Regions from separate parts of the Homo sapiens genome. Here region 2 is linked to region 1. Evidence: read pairs that join two places in POLR2A ChIA-PET (ENCODE). Cell type or tissue: A673. All regions are shown on one strand. Links, peaks and the distances in the headings refer to the core of each region. The heading gives the core; the rest is flanking DNA.

Region 1 (5,751 bases), core at 85-2,584:
AAATACACGAACACTAACGATAGCTGATGAGCTAAAAATTTACCAAAAAATCTAATGTTTTTAGAAAATTTACAAATTTGTGTTGGGCCACATTCAAAGCCATCCTAGGCCATGTGCAGCCCCTAGGGCACAGGTTGGACAAGCTTGCCATAGAGCTTCCCAAGATGATGGAATGTTCTGCATCTGTGTTGTCTGATACAGTAGCCACTCATAGCTCTTGAGGGCCTGACATGTGGCTAATGTAACCGAGAAACTGAATTTGTATTTTATGATTTTTTCGTTCATTTAAGTAGCCTCATGTGGCCAGCAGCTGCTGTGTTGGACAGTGAAAGTTAGGGTCTTCCAAAGGAAGGAAGAGGAACTAAGCGCACAAGTACTGTGAGAGTGTTGGAGGAGTTTGCAGGGCCCTTGTTTTCCATCCTAACTTCCCGAACGACTGGCCACTGCCAGATGAGCTGGACTTAGCTTAAGAATTGCTCACTGGGGAACAGCAGACACTGGGACCTACTTGAGGGTGGAGGGTGGGAAAAGGGAGAGGATCAGAAAAAATAACTATTGAGTACTAGGCTTAGTACCTGGATGACGAAGTAATCTGTACAACAAACCCCCATGACACAAGTTAACCCATGTAACAAACCTGCACATGTACCCCTGAACGTAAAAAAAAGTTGAAAAAAAATCACTCATTGCGGCAGCTTCTTCCTTTCCTTTTTCTTTCCTTCCTTCTTTCCTTCCATTCCTCGCTCCCTCCATTCCTTCCTGCCTTTCTTGTAGAGTATAGCTTGATTTCACAGCTTAAAGCCCATGAGAGGCTTAATGTAATGGAAAGCCAATGACAGATTGTGAAAAGAGGTAAAGCATTTTGTTTTATTTTTGGTGGGCTCCAGTTGCATAGAATTAGGTTAAATCATAGTTAAATCATACTTGGTTCATGAGATATTCTCATCATTGATCCATGTATGACTTGCTTTACTTTATTCATGTTAATAATGTTAGTGGTTCCTAAGGAAACCCACTATACCACCAATGTTTTGGCAAAAAGTTTTTTTTTTTTTTTAGACGTAGTCTTGCTCTGTCGCCCAGGCTGGAGTGCAGTGGTGCGATCTGAGCTGACTGCAACCACTGCCTCCCAGGTTCACGCCATTCTCCCACCTCAGCCTCCCAAGTAGCTGGGACTACAGGCACCCGCCACCATGCCTGGCTAATTTTTTATATTTTTAGTAGAGGCGGGGTTTCACTGTGTTAGCCAGGATGATCTCGATCTCCTGACCTCATGATCCACCCGCCTCGGCCTCCCAAAGTGCTAGGATTACAGGCATGAGCCACTGCGCCCAGCCATTTGGCAATAACTTTTAACTACCTATGGGGCCTTCCCTATACTGTACCCTGCCCCCACCCCACTGCCACCTAAGGTAAGTGTTCCTCAGTTTTCTATTTATCGTTTTCTTGCTGCCCTGTCCCCCCCCCTTTTTTTTTTGGGAGACCGGATCTAGCTCTGTTGCCCGGGCTGGAGTGCAGTGGCACGACAGCTCACTGCAGCCTCAACCTCCTGGGTTCAAGCGATCCTCCCACCTCAGCCTCTAGAGTAGTTGGGACTACAGGCGCACACCACCACACCCAGCTAATTTTTGTATTTTTTGTAGAGACAGTGTTTTGCCATGTTACCCAGGCTGGTCTTGCACTCCTGGGCTCAAGTGATCCTCCTGCCCTGGCCTCCCAAAGTGCTGGGATTACAGGCATGAGCCACCACACCTGGCCTATTCCCTTGCTTTTTAAAAAGTAGATATAGCGTTTTGAAGTTTGTAAGTGTCATGCTGTGTGTAGTCTTTCAGGGCTTATTGTTTTTGACTCAAGTAAAATGCATAATGTTATACAGAGTTGTAGTTCTTTTTTCCTCTGTGGTCTACTGTTACATTATGTGAATGTACCCTATTTTCTCCTTTTAGTGAGCATTTGAATTGGTTCTAGCTTTTTTGTTGTGGACGGTGCCACTTTAAACACTGTTTTCATTAACATATCTTGGTATACAGTTTCTCTAGCGGTGGAATTGCTGGATCATAAAATAGGTGAATGTTTAACTCTGGAAAACAATGTGGCATTACTTAATAACATGGTTGTGCCAAATACACTTTCACCCGCCCTATGTAAGAGATCCTGCCAAATGACCTCCCAACACTCAGTATTATTCTTGATATTTGCCAGTTGAACAAGTGTAAAATTATATTTCATTGTGGTCTTAATTTGTATTTTCATGTTTAAGAATGAAGTTGGCATCTCTTCACATGTTAATTAGCTATACATATATATAAAATATATTTTACTGTGTAATTCCTGGTCATGTCTTTTGCCTATTTTTCTATTTGGTTCTTTGTCCTTTCGTACTTATTTGGTACAGGTTCTTTATATATGTTGTGAATATCTCCTCCCCATCTGAAAAAACAAGTTACACCATGTGTAATGATTGTTTTTGATCAGTAGCAGTTCTTGAATTTATCAGCGTTTTTTTCTTTTATGGTTAGTGTTTTCATATCTTGTTAATGAAACACCTAACCCCAGATCAGATCACCTACCTTCGTTCTTCACAAAAAATTTTAAATTTGCATATAGGTCCTTAGTTCATCTGTAGATGATTTTTGGGAATTCAATGTAATTTTTTTCCATATGGATAGCCATTTTTTTATAGTTCTTTATATTGAACAATCCTTACTTCCTCCATAAATCTGCCATTCTGAACTTGATCTGTTTCAAGTTCTACTTTGTTCTGTTGGTCCATTTGTTAGTCTCTGTGCCAGTATCAACTGTCTTAATCACTGTAGCTTCATCAGTCAATTATCTGGTAGGGCAAGTTCTTTTTATTCTTTTTCAACAGTGTTTTACATATACTAAGGCTTGACCATGTAAATTTTGAAATCAGCTTATCAGGTTTTTTTTTTTTTTGTTGCTGTTTTTTGTTTGTTTTTTGTTTTTGAGACAGAGTCTTACTCTGTCACCCAGGCTGGAGTGCAATGACACGATCTCGGCTCACTGCCACCTTTGCCTCCCGGGTTCAAGCGATTCTCCTGCTTTGGCTTCCCAAGCAGCTGGGATTACAGGCATATGCCACCACCACACCTGGCTGATTTTTGTATTTTTGGTAGAAACAGGGTTTTACTACGTTGGGCAGGCTGGTCTTGAACTCCTGACCTCAAGTGATCCACCTGCCTTGGCCTCCCAAAGTTCTGGGATTACAGCCATCAGCCACCGTGCCTGGCCTCCAGTTGACTTTTAAGCTAGTTCTTTGGGCAGTTGCCGCTGATTTCTTCAGTAAGGGGATAATCAGTGATGGTGCTGAGGTCTCAGTGGGCAAGGGAAAGAATACAACGTAACCTGCTTCATTTTCCTTTATCTACTCGCATTCTTTGCCCATATTCATCCCCTAACTCATACCATTTCACAACAACTAGCCTTCTTAAGGACTTAGATTGTTAAGTTCTTACATGCCTAGATTGTGTTTCTCCGGGGTTGATTTGGTAGAAGTGAACAACCACTGCTAATTTTCCTTATTGGTAGAGTCAGAGTGAAACTCTTTCCTTTTTCAAACAGCTCTTATTTGTAAACTTTATTATTTTTTTTTTTTACAAAAGTAATTTATGTTTATTTCAGAAAAGCAGAAAGAATGTCATTACTGCCTGTTTGTAACCACTGTTGACATTTTGGTTTGATGACCCACCTGCCATTTTTCCTCTGCATCTTGTGTTTACTGCATCTCTTGTTACTGTTCTCTCTACGTAATATAGTGCGTGCATTTCCCTACACCCTAATGTATGATTTTATAGAGTCATTTTGGGTTGCATAATGTTCCGTCATCCAGAGAAAACATAATTTAACCAGTTTGCTATTGTTGGCTCTCTAGATTATTTCCCACTTTCCTTAATTATGCATTACTCCGTGATGAACATCCTTGTAGGTAAATGTTATTCACATCCGTGATTATTTCCTTAAATTCTTAGTGGAATTTCAGGTCAAAGGCTTTAAAAATTCATGTACAACTTCTCTCCAGAAAGATTATATGATTTTATTCTTACACCATGATTGTGTGCATTCCCATGCACCCCTACCTTAAACTGATGATGAATTTTGTAACATTCTGCCTTTTCTAATATTTGGCTTCACTTGAGCACTTTACTCTTGGTTTCCTCTCTCTTGCAGCGCTGAGCTGGGTCTTCATAGAGACATACGTTTACATAGCTTCTTGGAAACAACTGGTCTGGTGGCTGGAAGGGTGTAGTCAGTGGCACTGTCCATGTAGCAAAGGTCAGCTAAAATTCAGGGGGAGGGGTGTGTATGTGTGTCACCCACATTATCAAAGAAAACGTGTTTGTTATAGAAAGAAATTTTACCTATAAATAAATACAAAAATCACCTATGATCCTATTGATCACAGATAACTACTGTGTACATTTTCATAGCTTATCTTTTCTCTAGATCTTCTTGGATTTGAATGTGAGCAGGTGTGTTTCTTCAGACTCATTCTTTTCATTCTTTGATCTTTTGTATCCAGCTCTTCAAGAATGCCTTTGCTGAATTTTCCAGTTTGCTCATTCATTCCTGTGTTCATTCTGCTTCTCAAGTTTTTTCTTCTTGTAACTATATATTGTTTAATTTTCAAGAGCCCTAATTAGGGTTTTTTCTTGGTTTATTTTCAAGATTGAATATTTATCCCAATAAGGATATTCCCTCTGCTTTTTAAAAGAATTATCTTCTGTTATCACTGTTCCTTCTCCTCCTCCTTTCATTCTTCTATTTGGGGAAGTAGTTATCTTTCTTTCATGCTTCTTCCTTAAATGTTTGTTGATTCTTGGCGGTGTACTCATCTTAGTGCCTGAGGTCTCTGTTGGCCTGCCCGGCAATGTTGTTTGTGTTGTGTTTCTGTTTGGGTTGCTCCAAGGTTGTGGAGAAGGGGTGTGAGGTACTGCTGAGTGTCACCAGGACTCAGGCCTTGCCCCCGAAATGGTTTGGCTGTGTCCCCACCCAAATCTCTTCTTGAATTGTAGTTCCCATAATCCCCACGTGTCATGGGAGGGACCCAGTAGGAGGTAATTTAATAATGGGGGTGGTTACCCTCATGCTGTTCTCATGATAGTGAGTTTTGACGAGATCTGATGATTTTTATAAGGGGCTTTTCCTGTTTTGCTCAACATTTCTTGCTGCTGCCATGTGAAGAAGGACGTGTTTGCTTCCTCTTCTGCCATGATTGTAAGTTTCCTGAGGCCTCCCTAACCATGCTGAACTGTGAGTCAATGAAACCTCTTTTCTTTATAAATTACCCAGTCTCAGGTATTTCTTTATTAGCAGCATGAGAAGGAACTAATACAGCCCCATGGCTGGCTTAAGTGTCTGCACTGGTGCTTTATCCTTGAGGCAAATGCTTCTGCTGCCTTCCCGTGCCGACAGGGAAGGATGAGGCCAACCTGTCCAGCTCCTTCAAATATAACTCCCCTCTTAGACAACCTCCCTGACATGTAGTAGGACCCCTCTGCTCCTGTACATGTGACTACTAAGCTGCGTGCACACTAGTCACTCCCTGTTTTTACAGAACCTTCTCCTGGGTGCACTTTGAGCTGTGGTCTCTATCCGTCTGGTCGGTTCCATCTGCTTTCTCTCTTTCAGTACTAATTTACCTTTCTGGGCTATCTACGGCATTCTTTCTTACCTTCCAATGCTATTATGGATTTTTAAAATCCTTCCATTATTTCTAGGGATATTTGGTAG
Region 2 (7,795 bases), core at 2,134-4,633, 560 kb after region 1:
TGCTCCTTGCCTAAGGCTCCCGAGCACCCCACACACTTCCAGGGCACCTGAGACTCTGTGACCTGCCAGGGAACCTGCAAGATGCCCAAGGAAAAGACAACCAGTCATGGGCTGAGGCAAGAGCCTGCCTCCTACAGAGGGGCTCTGCGTTCACATGGGGTGACCGCAGCCTTTAAATGGAAAAGCAGGCCGCCCTGGCCGTCCCCCCTACCTTCTGCTGTCTGTTCACCAAGGCCTGGAGACTGCCTCTTCTGGCCGGGTGAGATGGCCCTGTGTGAGTCCAGCAGCCCTTCCTCCGCCCGCCTCCAGCAGTCTCTCACGTACTGGGCTTGCAGCAGGACGTCTAGCCAGTCACCGCAGAGTGGGGCTTCACTGAATTTCTTGGGGGTGTCCTTGGGGTGGGGACAAAAGTGTTAAAAGGAGGAAGGAAATTCACAGTGTTACTTTTTTAGCAGGCTGGAAGATACCTGGGCCCATTTCTGAAACTTTTTAAAAAGGAATTGTTTGTCCATTGAAAGTCCTACCATTGTCGGTTTCATATTAAGATACTTCCTTCAGTTTATCATGTCTGATGACTTTCAAAGAAGGCAAGGCCAGCAAACATGCGAGGCACTGAGTCACCCTCATGGAGTGACTCATGGAGTCTGAACACAGCACTGGGGGAAGACACTAAGAGCAGGAGGACCCCAATCTCTGCCCTTGAGGGCTTCCTGTGCCTGAGACTTGGGGGGCTGTGGGTGATGTGGACAGGCGGGCTGCCTCATCTGAGCCAATAAATTGCACCAACACAGATGACAGTGTGGACTTCAGGTGGGATGTTGATGGTATCTGCATGTCCTGTGTTTAGATAATGAAATAAGACACTTGCTCTGCCTGTCGATTTAAAGTTGGCAATTGACATAAGGAAAAGGGGGGTCAATGGCACCTGGAAGATGACAGACAGAATCGTGATCCAGTTAGCATAGTTATCAGTAAGCTAATGACACAAAAGACACAGGTAACAAATGGGTAAGGGAGTCAAAGGGGAAGAATAATGGCGTGACAGAATAAGGACCTCTCAGCAGACTAGGCTGCCAATAAATGTGAAGTGTTGCCTTTGGGATCAAAAGGACAATCACACTGAAACAGGACGCATTTTAACAATCACTTATTTTTAAAAAATGCAAGTTTTAAAACTGACCACAAGCTTAATAGGGGCCAACCACGACAGAGCTGCTAAAAATCATAAGCAGTGTTGGGGAGGCTGTCTGGTAGAAACATTTAGCTCCTTGGAATCAGAAAAAAACAAATGGGTTCACATCCCAGCTCTGCTATTTAGTAGCTATGTAACCTTGAGTTATCCATGGCCCTCTCTGAGACCAAGAATCTAGCTGAAAGAAGATGGCAATGCCATCCTTGAAGGGTTATTTTGAGAATTAGCAATAGGGTACATGGAGGACCTAGCCCAGTGCCTAGTAGAATTTGGCAGAACTTAGAACATAGAAAGTCCCCAGTAAATGGTCATTGTTAGTAATTCACCTACTACAAAAATATAGAGCTTAAATTTTTAAAAGGTAAGAGGAGCCCTACTCTACTCTATACCTTTCAGACCCATGGAAGTATTATGTCAAGACCTAGCCTTCACACTTAAGATAAATGGGAAAGTAACCAGGTCACTGAGACTTCAGGTGAGGGATTGAGCAGGAGTCAGTCTAAGAAAAAAAAGGGGGCTGGGCGCGGTGGCTCACACCTGTAATCCCAACACTTTAGGAGGCCGAGGTGGGTGGATCATGAGGTCAAGAGATCGAGACCATCCTGGCCAACATGGTGAAACCCCATCTCTACTAAAAATACAAAAATTAGCTGGGCGTGGTGGTGTGCACCATACCACTACCACACCACCCTGGGATGGACTACATCCCAGCTACTCAGGAGGCTGAGGCAGGAGAATCGCTTGAACCTGGGAGGCAGAGGTTGCAGTCAGTGGAGATCGCGCTGCTGCACTCTAGCCTGGTGACAGTGCGAGACTCCATCTCAAAAAAAAAAAAAAGTTCCAGACACATGTGATATTTTGATGTTGTTGTTCAGATATTTAAGGGACCATCAGATTAAGAAGAAAGATATGCTACACTGCTCCAAAGAGCCAAAGTAGAGGTGAAAAGAAGTTAGCGGGAAATGTCTTGGCTCAAAAGTAGGAGGAAACAGAGCTGTCCGCCATGAAATGCACTACCCTGCAAAGTAGTGAGCTCCTCATCCCTGCAAGTATTTGAGCAGAAAGCAGATGACCCTCTGTCAGAAATGTTATACGAGGGATTTTTGAATCCAAGTTTCCTGAAGTTAGCCACATAACTTGGGCAGTTTACCCTCTTTGAACCTCAATATCCTTATCTGTAAAATGGGCATAATAACACTTACCACAAATAAATGCTATAAGGATTCAGTCTGAGCATGTCTGGAAGCACATGGACTGTAGCAGAGTCTTCCCTACATAGAGTAAAAAGCAGGGCTGTACGACTTCTAGGATGTTGTCTGTGGAGCTCAGAAAAGCAGGGCAACCACGAAGAGACTCCTAGAAGAATAAAAAGTCCCCACACTCTGGGCTAGGAGACAGCCAGCTTCAGATGAGCACACTAGCCAGAGCAGGCAACCAGGCACCAGTGGCAGTCATGTGGGGGAAGACAGAGGTCGGCATCAGCAGGGACGCAGACACACGCAGCAGCTGATCCCTGCTGACGTGCTCAGCCCTCCCCTGGGCCTCATGATGGTCCCATCGCCAAGGCTTGGGCTCATCCCTGGTTGTGAATTAACATGGCCTGCGTTCATCAGGCTTGAGAACCACTGCTGCAGAGGGAGTGAAAAACAGGAGACACGATTCTGAGGCTGGAAATTAAGCACCTCCACTTGTGCAGAGAAAGATGTCAGATGGTTTAGAGAGGTTTCCTTTTTTTGTGAAGGGCTTTTGTTTTTGTTTATCTGTTTGTTTTTGTTTGTTTGTTTGAGATGGAGTTTCTCTCTTGTTGCCCAAGCTGGAGTGCAATGGCATGATCTCGGCTCACTGCAACCTCCGCCTCCCATGTTCAAGCAATTCTCCTGCCTCAGCCTCCCGAGTAGCTGGGATTATAGGCGCCCGCCACCACGCCCAGCTAATTTTTGTATTTTTAGTAGAGACGGGGTTTGACCATGTTGGCCAGGCCAGTCTCGAACTCCTAACCTCAGGTGATCCTCCTGCCTCGGCTTCCCAAAGTGCTGGGATTACAAGCGTGAGCCACTGTGCCTGGCCCTGAAGGGCTCTTTATCAGAGGATGGGGAAATGCTATTTTGCGTCTTCCCTGGAAACTCAACAGGAAATGAATGAGCTCAATAGTAAAAGGATTAGTAGACACAGAGGAAGATTCCCTTCCAGTGACAGATGTTGGCAGTGGGAGGGACAGCAGAGGGACAATAACCCTGGAAGCTGCTCCTCTCAGGGCTTTCAGCTGAGCAGAGGTTGCCACCAAGAGGCCCCAGAAGGAACTCACAGAGGCTCCTTTCTTCTTGGGGTGCCCTTGAACTCTGTCATCTGCCCAAATATCACACTCTTCCTTTTACCCTTCTTTCTCACCATCCCATTGGCACCTTCCTTCTACAGGAATCTCGGAAAACATGGCCGTGCCTCTGATGCCAGACCAGCAGGAGGAGAAGCTGCGATCACAACTGGAGGAAGAAAAGAGAAGGTGCCCTTCCTTTTAGCCACACACAGTCCGAGCCCAGCCTCCCAGGGTCTCAGTGTCGTCCTGGAGCTTCCCAGGGCTGCAGCTACTCAGGGATGTGGGTCCAGCAGCTGGATCCTAGAACAGCAGGAGGAGGAGGGGCTGCCTTTGAGCAGGCAGGTGTGAAAGGCAGGACCCCAGGCAGTGTGAGGTTAGAATGCAGAACAAGCCAAGCCAGGCCCGGGAAGCAGCTGGGCTTGTCCACTGCTGCCACCTACGGGAGCCAAGAAATATGACCACGGTGGTTTTCCGCGTGCCTATGGCTGAAGTCCACTTCCCTCCGAGTCCTGAGAACGTCATACTCTCACGCAGCCGCAGGCATTTGGGGTCTCCAAACGACTTCACTTACAGAGTGAGGAGCCTCAAGCATAAACAGGCATGTAGCCATTCCTGATATACAGCATGGTCACCGAATCTTGCTCCACATGCTGATCAAGCTGCATCCACTCATTCATTGATGCATTTAGCACATGTGTGCTATCTCCTCCATGCCATGGGTAGGCTCTGGAGAGACTACAGTCATCTTCCCTGCCTCAAGGAGCTGGTGGTGTCACTGCAGCACACTCCCTGCCCCACCCCAACCCCCAGCTGACCTGGCATGCACCACCGCCCCTGCCCCCCGACGCACACCCAGGAGATCAAAGCCCCAGGCGCTGGTCTTCAGGTCGCTCCTGGCAGATGTGCAGGTGTCTTCCTACAGAAGTCTACCTGAGCACACACGCTGCTGTCGCTCTCCACTCCCTTGGGGCCCTCGCCAGTCGTCCACCTTCTCCCTCGCTCTGTTCATTTTCCTTAGTTTCTTTCCAACACCCCCCGCTTTTTTTTTTTTTTTTTTTTTTGAGATGGAGCCTCACTTTGTTTCCCAGGCTGCAGTGCAGTGGTGTGATCTTGGCTCACTGCAAACTCCATCTCCCGGGTTCAAGCAGTTCTCGTGCCTCAGCCTCTTGAGTAGCTGGGATTACAGCCACGCACCACAACACCCAGCTAATTGTGTATTTTTAGTAGAAACACGGTTTCACCATGTAGGCTCAGGTTGGTCTCAAACTCCTGACCTCAGGTGATCCACCCGCCTCAGCCTCCCAAAGTGCTGGGATTACAGGTGTGAACCACCACACCCAGCCTCCAACCCATTCTTCTTGTGTCTCTACTCCATCTTCATCTTGTCCCCTTGGCCCACATTTCCAATCTCAGTGTCACCTTAGAGGCCAACTTATCTCTTCGGCCTGGCTATTGGACTGTTTCCTATTGGACAATTTCTGATTCATTATAGCATTCTCAAAACCAATATATGTATGCGTTCATAAGCACAGTGTTACTTTTGGTCCTCAGCATGAAGGTGAGCCAGCGGAATGGTGAGGCAGTTAAGACTGTGGTTCTAGAACCAGACCACCTGGGTTCAAATCCTGGCTCCTCAGTTATCTCTGTCCCATAGAGCAAGTTATATAACCTCTTCATACCTGTCTCAGGTTCCGAATCTGTAAAATGGAGGTGATAATCATAGTATCTCCTTCATAGGGTTGTGAGGAGAATTAAATGAGTTTATATATGTTGAGTGCCTGCAGCAATGCTTATCCCTTAGTAAGTGCTCAGCAAATGGCAGTTCTCATTCTTGGGGGAGAGGCTATTCATCTCACACACAGATTCCCATGGGCCTACTGGACCAAAATGTCTCCGTCTGCTTCTCTGTGATGGACTCAAACCCTGGTGCCATAGCCTGGCCTCCGAAGCTCCTATAGGGTCCCAGTCCCTGAGCACCAGGGCAGCTCTGACGGGATTCTGAGGCACGGGCCCCATTCATTTACAGCCCTGCATCCATGCCGTGCTTTCAAGACAGCAGTGCCCTGACTCTTCCCCGATTCCACCGCAGGTATAAAACAATGTTCACTCGCCTGAAAGCCCTGAAGGTGGAGATCGAGCACTTGCAGCTGCTCATGGACAAAGCCAAGGTGAAGCTACAGAAAGAGTTTGAAGTCTGGTGGGCAGAGGAGGCCACCAACCTGCAGGTATGGCCTGGGGAACATCAGGGAAGCTGGGGAGGGGCCAGTCATGCAGCCCCACTGGGGCTGTCAAGAGACACAGTGGGGGCTTTGACCCACAGGCCCCCATGGTCTCAGCCCCTGCTCATGAAGCAGGTGCTCACTGTAGTAACAAGGATGACAAAAGGGCAGGGGTTCATTGTTTCCTTGCTGTCATGCCTAAAATTCTGCCTGATTAATGGAAAAATTAGGGATAAAAGATGCAGCTCCCAAAAATCAGTGGGTTTGCCACCAATGCTTTGTGTGATATTCTCCACTGATTTCCTACTGACATTTATTGTTTTTCTTATCATAGTCATATATATGTGAATATGAATTATAGAAATTTTACTAGGCAGAAAAACACAAAGAAGAAAGTAAAAATCACCATAATTCCTCTACTTAAATGTAATTGATATTAACATGTTTGATTATATTCTTTTACCTTGATTTCTATGCATATATATCCATATGTTTTTGTACAAATAGAATCAGGCTGGGCACGGTGGCTCATGCCTGTAATCCCAGCACTTCAGAAGGCTGATCACCTGAGCCCAGGAGTTCAAGACCAGCCTGGTTAACATGGCAAGACCCTGTCTCTACCAAAATGAACATAAAAATAATTAGCCAGGCTAATTATGTGGTAGTATGTGCCTATAGTCTCAGCTACCTGGGAGTCTGAGATGGGCAGAGTGCTTGAGCCTGGGAGGTCGAGGCTGCAGTGAGCAGTGATAGACCCACTGCACTCCAGCCTGGGTGACTGAGCAAGGCCCTGTCTCAAAATAATAATAATAATAATAATAAATCACATAGCTGTTCAAGTATCGCAAATGGCTTTTAAAAATTAATTGTATAGCATGGCTACTTTTTCATGTTATTATCCTACAGCGTTGTTTTAATGGCTGTTACTGTTCCATCATGTAAATATGTTTTAATCTCCTATCGCTGAATATTTAGGTTGTTTCTAGTTTTTTACTCAAAACATATTTGCAGATAATTTTTTGCATATTTCCTAGACAAATTCTTAGAAGTTTTCTGTTTGATGAAGGCTAAAATGACCTTTCCATAAGTGTTAGCACAAAATCCCAGTTTCAGTTTTCCTCATGTAACACCTCAGTTGTGGCACAGCGGAAGTGCTAAAATACGCACAATCAGATCCCTTTTCTGGCTGGCAGAATGCTTACTGATTATCTGACAGGCTGATCCCTTCATTTTAAGGACAAGAAAACTGAGAGCCAGAGAAGATGATTTGCCAAGGACATAGCCAAGCAATAACCAGTGTGATAGCAAGTGGCCACGCGGCAGGACAATGGAGAAGAATATTTGGATAAAATTAAATACACGAGATAACAAAGAAAACTAGTTAGAATGAAATACGGTTATCAAAATATTTTGAGTTATGGTATAGTAATACATGTACCACTTTTAAAACGCACTAATTAATAAGATCTAGGTGTAGGCCCAATATTTATCATAACTTCAAAGTCATGATGAAATGACACAATATTTCAAGATCTCTACACCAACTGTCAGGTGATATGAAAATATGCTTGATTTCCGTTGGTGACAAAGTCACAGGTATTGCTAATACTTTTGTGGTTTCTTGTCTGCATTTATCACTGAAAGAAATAATTTCAGGTAGCAGCTAGGGGAAATGCAGCTGTGATTGGCTCCCATCCACATTGGCAGAGCCCCTGGATTCTGTCTGTGGACTCCAGGTTAAGAGCCCTTCCTGGCAAGTTCATCAGTGAATGAGGCCTTCCCCAGCTGGTGCCCGAGGGAGTCCACCACTGACCGGTCGACAAGGGTCATACCAGCGAAACTCAGGAAGTGTCCAGGCAAAGCTGACACATTCAGACAGTGTATGACTTACAGAGACAGCGAAAGCCAGAGTAGGCAAGGGTGTCAGCTCCATGTGTCCCCTGCCCCACAGGATGTCACTGAAACAAAAGGGACCAGATGACAGCAAGGGGGATGGTGGGATACACTGGTACAGAGGGGCCAATTCCATGCTGCCCCTGAGCAGTTCTATAGCCTGCAGCTGTACCCTCA

The links. ChIA-PET counts read pairs that join two places held together with the same protein. Peaks named below come from ENCODE experiments on the same cell type or tissue, not always from the same donor. Only the 100,000 strongest peaks of a DNase experiment are listed, where the experiment ranks them.
Region 2: POLR2A ChIA-PET joins it to region 1 with 10 read pairs; 2 of 35 experiments call an interaction of 5 or more read pairs at or near these places.

Annotation. Positions count from the first base shown.
Region 1 is chr6:39,916,704-39,922,454 of GRCh38, reverse strand. The region is part of intron 3 of MOCS1 (molybdenum cofactor synthesis 1); the gene reads left to right. Among named protein-coding and RNA genes, the nearest start is that of MOCS1, 15 kb to the left of the region's middle. In A673, for the core only: no CTCF peak of the experiment used is centred there; no DNase peak of the experiment used is centred there.
Region 2 is chr6:39,358,331-39,366,125 of GRCh38, reverse strand. It overlaps KIF6 (kinesin family member 6), which reads left to right. Exons shown (of 23, transcript NM_145027.6): 17 at 3,608-3,692; 18 at 5,596-5,731. LOC107986594 (a long non-coding RNA gene) reads right to left here. Exons shown (of 4, transcript XR_001744111.2): 3 at 212-392. Among named protein-coding and RNA genes, the nearest start is that of KCNK16, 40 kb to the right of the region's middle. In A673, for the core only: CTCF peaks have their summits at 3,476, 3,742 and 3,960 (motif pointing left); DNase peaks (open chromatin) are centred at 3,395 and 3,925; H3K27ac peaks cover 1,028 bases.